Regions from separate parts of the Homo sapiens genome. Here region 1 is linked to region 2. A link is an interaction called in ENCODE POLR2A ChIA-PET data of the cell type or tissue named here. Cell type or tissue: GM12878. All regions are shown on one strand. Each heading gives the region's core, and the rest is flanking DNA. Links, peaks and the distances in the headings are about the cores only.

The links. ChIA-PET counts read pairs that join two places held together with the same protein. Peaks named below come from ENCODE experiments on the same cell type or tissue, not always from the same donor. Only the 100,000 strongest peaks of a DNase experiment are listed, where the experiment ranks them.
Region 1: POLR2A ChIA-PET joins it to region 2 with 8 read pairs; 3 of 35 experiments call an interaction of 5 or more read pairs at or near these places.

Annotation. Positions count from the first base shown.
Region 1 is chr15:50,485,143-50,489,539 of GRCh38, forward strand. All of the region lies in intron 12 of USP8 (ubiquitin specific peptidase 8), which reads left to right. Among named protein-coding and RNA genes, the nearest start is that of USP50, 59 kb to the right of the region's middle. In GM12878, for the core only: no CTCF peak of the experiment used is centred there; a DNase peak (open chromatin) is centred at 2,369; H3K27ac peaks cover 511 bases.
Region 2 is chr15:50,369,295-50,373,691 of GRCh38, forward strand. No RefSeq gene overlaps it. Among named protein-coding and RNA genes, the nearest start is that of MIR4712, 11 kb to the left of the region's middle. In GM12878, for the core only: no CTCF peak of the experiment used is centred there; no DNase peak of the experiment used is centred there.

The DNA of each region.
Region 1 (4,397 bases), core at 80-4,079, 120 kb after region 2:
CAATTTTTTAAATACATAGGCTTTGTATAAGACATCTTTGCTGGGAGCGGTGGCTCACGCTTGTAATCCCAGGCAGGCAGATCACGAGGTCAGGAGATCGAGATCATCCTGGCTAACATGGTGAAACGCCGTCTCTACTAAAAATACAAAAAAAAAAATTAGCCGGGCGTGGTGGCAGGCACCTGTAGTTCCAGCTACTCGGGAGGCTGAGGCAGGAGAATGGCATGAACCAGGGAGGCGGAGCTTGCAGTGAGTCGAGATCGGGCCACTGCACTCCAGCCTGGGCAACAGAGTGAGACTCCATTTCAAAAAAAAAAAAAGGCTTCTTTGCCTTTGTTTTTCCTTCAGAGCTTGAGATACAATTTGCATACCATAAAATTCACCCATTTTTAGCATGCAGTTTAGTGATTTTTTTTTTTTTTTTTTTTTTTTTTTTTTTTTAGTAATTTAGTGTTGTGAAACCATTAATACAATCCAATTTTAGAACATTGCCGTCACACCAAAATGACCCCATGCCCAATTTAGTCTACCCTAAAGCCCAGGCAACACTGAGTCTACTCTGTCTCCATAGATCTGCCTTCTCTGGGATATATATACAGTCTTCCCTTGGTATCTGTAGATGACTGGTTCCACTACCTCCCTCTCATACCAAAATCTGAGGATGCTCAAGTCCCTTATATAAAATGGTATAGTGTTTGCATATAACCTATACACATCCTCCTATATACTTTAAATCATCTCTAGATTACATACCTAACACAATGTAAATGCTATGAAAGTAGATGTTATCCTGTATTGTTTAGGGGATAATAAAAGCCTGCACATGTTCAGTACACCCAGAGTTATTTTTTTCAAGTATTTTCAATCTGTGGATGGTTGAATTCACAGATGCAGAACCGATGAATACAGAGGACTGACTCCATATCCAATCTAAATCTATGTGAATTTAACATGTTAAATTTTTGTTAGGTCATTCTGCTGTATTTTGCCATTAAAAAAATCTGAGACCAGCCTTGGCAACATAGCAAGACCCCATTTCTCCACAGAAAGAGGGGGAAAAAAGGGTATGGTTGCTCCTGCCTGTAATTCCAGCACTTTGGGAGGCTGAGGCAGGTGGATCGCTTGAGCCCCAGGAGTTCAAGACCAGCCTGGGCAACATGGCAAAACCCTGTCTCTAGAAAAAAATATTAAAAAATTAGCTGGGTTTGGTGGCGCCTGCCTGTAGTCCCAGCTAGTTGAGAGGCTGAGGTGGGAGGATCACCTGATCCTGGGAAGGTCAAGGATACAGTGAGCCATGATCATGCTACTGCATTCCAGCCTGGGCAACAAGGGTGAGACCCTGTCTCAAACAAAAGGGGAAAAAATGACATAAAATATATTAAGGCTAGAATGACTGACTGAATTCACAGTTTTCTTATTTTTGACTGCAACAGTTAAAGAGCCACAGCAACAACAAACCCATTGATATTTATACAAAAAAAGTTCATTAACTACAGAAGTCAAATAATTTATACAATTTATTTGTTTAGATCTAAGATTAACTAAACATAACACATAACCCATTAAAACCATGTTGTGTAAGAATGATACAATGGACTTTGGGGACTTGGGGGCAAGAGATAAAAGACTACAAATAGGGTGCAGTGTATACTGCTCAGGTGATGGGTGCACTAAAATCTCACAAATCACCACTAAAGAACTTACTAATGGCCGGGTGCGGTGGTTCACACCTGTAATCCCAACACTTTGGGAGGCTGAAGTGGGAGGATCATTTGAGTTCAGGAGTTCGAGACCAGCCTGGCCAACATGATGAAATTCTGTCTCAACAAAAAGTAGCCGGGTGTGGTGGCGTGTGCCTGTAGTCCCAGCTACTTGGGAGGCTGAGGCAGGAGAACCGCTTGAACCCAGGAGGCAGAGGTTGCAGTGAGCCTAGATCACGCTACTGCACTCCAGCCTGGGCAACAGAGCAAGACTCCATCTGGGGAAAAAAAAAAAACAACTTATTAATGTAACCAAATATCACCTGTACCCCAATAACCTATGGAAAAATAAAAACAGAAAAAAACACGTTTTATTAAAGTTCTTCTAAGAACGAAAAATAAAATTTCTTAAGATGTGTAAGCCTTACAAAAATTAAGAACTTAAGCCTTAGTCAAACAGCAGTGCTCCAAAAGTGAAACCCAAAGGAGCTGAAAATGAGTTAACAATAAGAGAAAATGAAGAGAGAGAGAGAGAGAGAGACACACACACATGCCTTCTCTTCTTCTGACATCCTTCTGTTCCTTTTAAAGAGAAAGAGTAGGGATTAGATGACTGGAACCACAAAGTGAAGACTAAAAAATAGAAAGTGAAAATTGAGGTTTGCAGTTACTCCCACTGGTCCTGACATTCTAAGCAGGGCTTCACACCAGCTACAGCCAAGGTCTTTGGCAACATTGAAAGGAAAACTAAAGTGTCTTTGTTGGCCACCCACCATCTTGCCCCATCTCTGCCCTTCAGGAAGCAAGGGTACTCAATATATCTTCTGGCTGTCTTAAATCTCATACTGTATGATCCACTCTACACTCATTCTGTGTAAAATGCCACAGACAACTAAGTATTGATGAAATAGCATTTTAAAGTAATTCTCACGCATTAAGAAGGCTCAATAAAACTTACTGTATTTGCTGAGCAACTACTATGTCTCTAGCACTGTGCTAAATGCTTGAGGGCAGTGTTTTTAAAATCCCTAAGGTCATAATCAGTATAAGTATAAGCCTAGGTGTGGTGGCACAAGCCTGCAGACCCAGCTACTTGTGAGAGTGAGGCAAGAGAATCATTTGTGCCAAGGGTTCAAGAACAGCCTCGGCAATGTAGTGAAACCCCATCTCTAAACTTTTTTTAAATGACATTTGCAAACATTTTCTCCCAATATGTGGCTTATCTTTTCGTTTTCTTGATGGAGTTTCTTGAAGCACAGAAGTTTTTGTGGAAGTCCATTCTGTCATATTTTTCACATGTGGATTGTGCTGTTGGTATTGTATCTAAGGAACATTTTTTCTGACCCAAAGTCCTAAAGTAATGAAGATGTTTTCTTCTTAAGGTTTCAGTTTTGGTGCTTAGATCTATGATCCATTTCAAGTTAATTTTTATATACAGTGTGGTAAGGATCTAAATCCATCTTTTTGCATGTGGATATTTAGTTGTGCCATTTGCCTTCATTTTGACAGAATTTTTTTCCAGCACACATATTCTATTTATTACATGTTTGTATTCAACAGAATTTGTCACCAGGCAGGAGTACAGTGGCATGATCATAGCTCACCTGACCACCTGGGCTCAAGCCTTGACCACTTGCCTCAAGCGATCCTCCCACCTCGGCTTCCTGAGTAGCTAGGACCACAGGTGCATGCCATCACATCAAGGTTGGCTTTTTTTTTTTTTTTTTTTTTTTTTTTTTGGAGATGGAGTCTCGCTCTGCCACCCAGGCGGGAGTGCAGTGACACAAACTCAGCTCACTGCAACCTCCGCCTCCCAGGTTCAAGCAATTCTCCTGCCACAGTCTCCCAAGTAGCTGGAATTATAGGTGCATACCACCATGGCTGGCTAATTTTTGGATTTTTTTTTTTTTAGTAGAGATGGGGTTTCACCATGTTGCCCAGGCTGGTCTCGAACTCCTGACCTCAGGTGATCCACCTGCCTCGGCCTCCCAAAGCGCTGGGATTACAGGCGTGAGCCACTGTGCCCGGCCAAACCTGGCTAATTTTAAAAATTTTTTTATAGAGACGGGGTCTGTGTTGCCCAGGCCGATCTCAAAACTCCTGGGCTCAAGAGATCCTCCTGTCTTGGCCTCGCAAAGTGCTGGATTACAGGCATGAGCCACCCTGCCTGGCCTAGAATGTATGTATCTTAAGACATGAAGAATATAAAAATAGAAATGGGTGGTTCATCAGGCGTTTTTGTTTTCTATTAATTTTTTAAAGGAAGTGGAAGTATCACATTCAATTATATTGAGGTTGATGCCTCAATATATTGGCTTGTTTTTACTTATATAACATTTCATCAGTATTTTGTGGGATGAATGAATATAGAAGAAGAAATGTTAGGAGAGCAAGATGACTTTAGGTAGATTTAGAATAAGCCAAGATAATGAAGTTTTGTAGCCTTTCTTGTGAATATTCATTTGCTAGGATACTATAACGTCTATTCTCTACTTACACCTCTTAGCATATAGAGAAAAGGCACACTTAGTCCTAAAGAATACATTAGGTTTATATTTTACGTAATCGTTTGCTGTGGAAAACTAAAAAAAAAATTTTGACTAAAATACCTTGAGATGCAAAATTAAAAAAAAAAATGTGGCCTTTCTTATTTGCTTGGATCCACTGTCTTCCTCCCCGTGAACTACCACAGAAGGC
Region 2 (4,397 bases), core at 180-4,179:
TGTCCTGTCCTTGAATTTAACAGCAACCAACATATTGTTTGCATAGTTCTTGCACCATTTGGAAACAGTGACCTTTAGGTGTTGCAGGTAACTATTGGGAAATCCTTCAATTTGTTTAACATTTCCATATTTTGATTTGCATCTTGGGAGTTGCTTGGAATTTGGGATCCTCTTCTGTCTCTTGAGTTGAAATCAGAGGCTGCTTGCCGGGCAAGGTGGCTCACGCCTGTAATCCCAGCACTTTGGGAGGCCCAGGCAGACAGATCACCAGATGTCGGGAGTTAGAAACCAGCCTGGCCAACATGGCAAAACCCCGTCTCTACTAAAAATACAAAAATTAGTCGGGCGTGCTGGTGCATGCCTGTAATCCTAGCTGCTTGGGTGCTGAGTTAGGAGAATTGCTTGAATCCGGGAGGTGGAGGTTGCAGTGAGCCAAGATCGTGTCACTGCACTCCAGCCGGGGCAACAGAGCAAGACTCTGCCTCAAAAAAAAGAAAAAAGAAATCAGAGGCTGGGCATAGTGGCTCATGCCTATAAGCCCAGCACTTTGGGAGGCCAAGGCAGGTGGATCACTTGAGGCCAGGAGTTCAAGACCAGCCTGGGCAACATGGCAAAAGCCTATCTCTACTAGAGATACAAAAGATTAGCTGGACGTGATGGTGTGTGCCTGTAATCCCAGCTACTCAAGAGGCTGAGGCACAAGAGAATTGCTTGAACACAGGAGGTGGAGGTTGCAGTGAGCCAAGATCACGCCACTGCACTCCAACCTGGGGCAACAGAGTGAGACTCTGTCTCAAAAAAAAAAAAAAGAAATCAGAGATAATATAAATGCAGGTGTAAACTCATACACTTAATGGGCTATAAGTTTTGGAACTGGCTGTGATAATATAACAAAAGTAATAATGGGCTGTAAGTGGTATTAAATGTGGGATTAACTGGATATTTAATGATACCAAGGAATCATTAATTTTGTTTGGCTGTGATGTTTTATTATTAGAATGATGTTATGATTAAATTTTATTTTTGTCTGGATACAGTGGCTCACACCTGTAATCCCAGTGCTTTGGGAGGCCGAGGCAGATGGATCACTTGAGGCCAGGAGTTCCAGACCAGCCTGGCCAACACGGCGAAACCCCATCTCTACTAAAAATACAAAAAATTAGCCAGGCCTGGTGGTGCACGCTTGTAATCCCAGGTACTTGGGAGGCTAAGGCAGGAGGATCACTTGAACCCAGGGGAGGCTGCAGTGAGCTGAGATCGTGCCACTGCACTCCAGCTTGGGCAACAGAGCAAGACTCCATCTTAAAAAGAAGAAAGAAAGAACTTCTATTTTTTAAATGTTTTTTCCTTTCATTGAACTCCATTTATAGCCTTTCCATTCAGAGCATAAAGATTAAATTTTAAAACAAGGCTTGGCACCCTGGCTTATGCCTGTAATCCCAGCACTTTGTGAGGCCAAGGTGGGCGGATCACCTGAGCTCAGAAGTTTGAGTCCAGCCTGGCTAACATGGTGAAACCCCATCTCTAAAAGAGTACACAGTCCTAGAGCAGTGGTGTGCGCCTGTAGTCCTAGCTACCTGGGAGGCTGAACCAGGAGAATTGCTTGAGCCTGGGAGGCAGAGGTTGCAGTGAGCCAAGATCGCACCATTACACTCCAGCCTGGGTGACAGAGAGAGACCCTGTGCCCCTCAAAAAAATGTTTTTTTTAAACAAGAATCTCTCAGGCATACTGAAATGTTGAAGAGGAAATTATATTAATATCTGGGACTTGTTTCCAAATTTGGAATTGGGGCAGGGTGTAAATTGTTGGCAATATCAAAGAAACGAGGAGTTGGAATGATAATTGTAGAAGCTGCATGATAGATACACATTCTTTATACTTCTGTATATGTTGAAATTTTTTATCAAATTATAATTGTGTATAATGACTAATTATGCTTTCATTGTCTATTCTGTGTGGTTATGTTACTTGCTGAAATTAATACATAAAGAGTCTTCAACTTAAATGACTTATCAAGCATAAATATTAAAATACTGGATGTTACTACACATTTGACTCCACTTATGCATTTATTCATCAACTATTAAATGCTTTCATGTAGATTTCTCATTTAATCTCTGCAAGGTAGGTGTTACCCCTGGTTTTACAAATGAGAAAATGTAGATTCAAGATAAGTAATATGCAGGTCAAGAATAGCAAAATCGGTCGGGTGCGGTACCTCACGCCTGTAATCCCAACACTTTGAGAGGCCGAAGTGGGTGGATCACCTGAGGTCAGGAGTTCAATCCCAGCCTAGCCAATACAGTGAAACCCCATCTCTACTAAAAATACAAAAATTAGCCAGGCATGATGGCAGGTGCCTGTAATACCAACTACTCGGGGGGTTGAGGGAGGAGAATCGTTTGAACCCGGGAGGTGGAGGTTGCAGTGGCCCGAGATTGTGTCACTGCACTCCAGCCTGGGCGACAGAGCTAGACTCCATCTAAAAAAAATGAAAATAGCAAAATTACAACTTTTCCCCCATTTGGTCTTCCACCTGGAAACTCATGTTTTATTTCTACTGTTACCATGCTGCTTCTCAGACATGCCTGACTGTTTCTTCCCGTGCTGTTTTCCTTTAGGAGTGAAAGCTTGGCACAACATGTACAATAAAATTTAGGGAAGATTTTTGGGGTCTTTGTCCTCTTCTTTCCTGTTAAAGCAGCTAGAGTCAGTAGGCAGGACCTAAGGTGTACTACACCATAAGGAAGCCATGGAACGGTGAACTGGCAAAATTCTAGACCCAACTCATGAAATTTTGGTTCTTCAAGAATTTCTTTGACTGCTATTACCTGTATTTGTGTTGATTACTGTTCAATATACTGGGTCTCATCTCACTTTCAGAACATAAACGAAGAGCTTAATCCCAACGCACTTGTCTTTGTCCTCCTTCCTGTCTATGTGTTATGCATCTTCTCAATTAGAAGGCATGTCTGTACAGCTCAGCAGCTCAGGAGTAAATGCAAGGTACAAACATTCCCAACGCTGAGCAGCCACCCCAGCCATTCAGTCATTGCTTTCTCATTCTTCTCAAGGACATTCCAAGTTTGCAATATAGGGAAGCTTGAGACAACCCCTATGCCCAAACTGATTGTAATAGTGGAGCTTTATGAATTACGTATAGTATAGCAGAGGTTAACTAAATTCTCACCCTGAAGTGTGTGAAGAGACCAGATTTTGTAAGCACTTGTGGTTAGAGACCCAAGAAAGGATCCACCTATTGAGGTCTTAACATGGGTTCTATGTATTTATACTCACTTAATTCCTTCTAACTTGCCCCCACCTCAGAAAAAAAGACACCATACTTAGGCAAATCTAGACCCAACTATGCTTAAAGCAGTCCTTTGCTGACTAGCCCATAGAGTTGCTTATATGAGATAGACTTGCAGCTGTATGGTACACTTTCCCTGCCTCTAGCTTTCTGCATCTCCAGGCTAGAGAGAATTAATGACAACAAAAGTACAGACTCCAGTTTTACCCACAGAGATACCCTTTGACCAGACAAAAACACAGGATCGGCCTTGAGTGGTGGCTCATGCCTGTAATCCCAGCACTTTGGGAGGCTGAGGCAGGCGGATCACGAGGTCAGGAGTTAAAGACCAGCCTGGCCAACAGCGTGGAACCCCGTCTCTACTAAAAATACAAAAATTAGCTGGGCATGGTGGCGTGTGCCTGTAATCGCAGCTACTCGGGAGGCTGAGGCAGAATTGAACTGGGACCTGGGAGGCGAAGGTTGCAGTGAGCTGAGATTGCACCACTGCACTCCAGCCTCGGCTACAGAGCGAGACTCCATCTAGAAAAAAAAAAATCACTGAAGAAGCTATACTATTATTGATTCTGACTCAAATCAGAGGTCATTGAAAAAATTGATCAAATCAACTATGTAAAAATCAAAAACAGGCAGGGCACGGTGGCTCACGCCTGTAATCCCAGCACTTCGGGAGGCCGAGGTGGGCCGGATCATGAGATCAAGAGATTGAGACCATCCTGGCCAACACGGTGAAACCCCATCTCTACTAAAAATACAAAAAAAATTTGCTGGGTGTGGTGGTGTGCGCCTGTAGTCCCAGCTACTCAGGAGGCTGAGGCAGGAGAATCCCTCGAACCTGGGAGGCAGAGGTTGCAGTGAGCCAAGATCACACTACTGCACTCCAGCCTGGTGACAGAGTGACACTTGGTCTCAAAAAAGAAAAAAATCTGCATGACCCCCCCCTCCCCCCCGCAAAAAAAAAATAGACAAGTCAAAGGACAGATTAACAACCTAGGAAAAAATATAAGGAACATTGATAAGTACTCATAGGGAAATATTTTCTGCTTAATATAAACTTAATGATAGATTAAATTTAAAAAGGAAGGT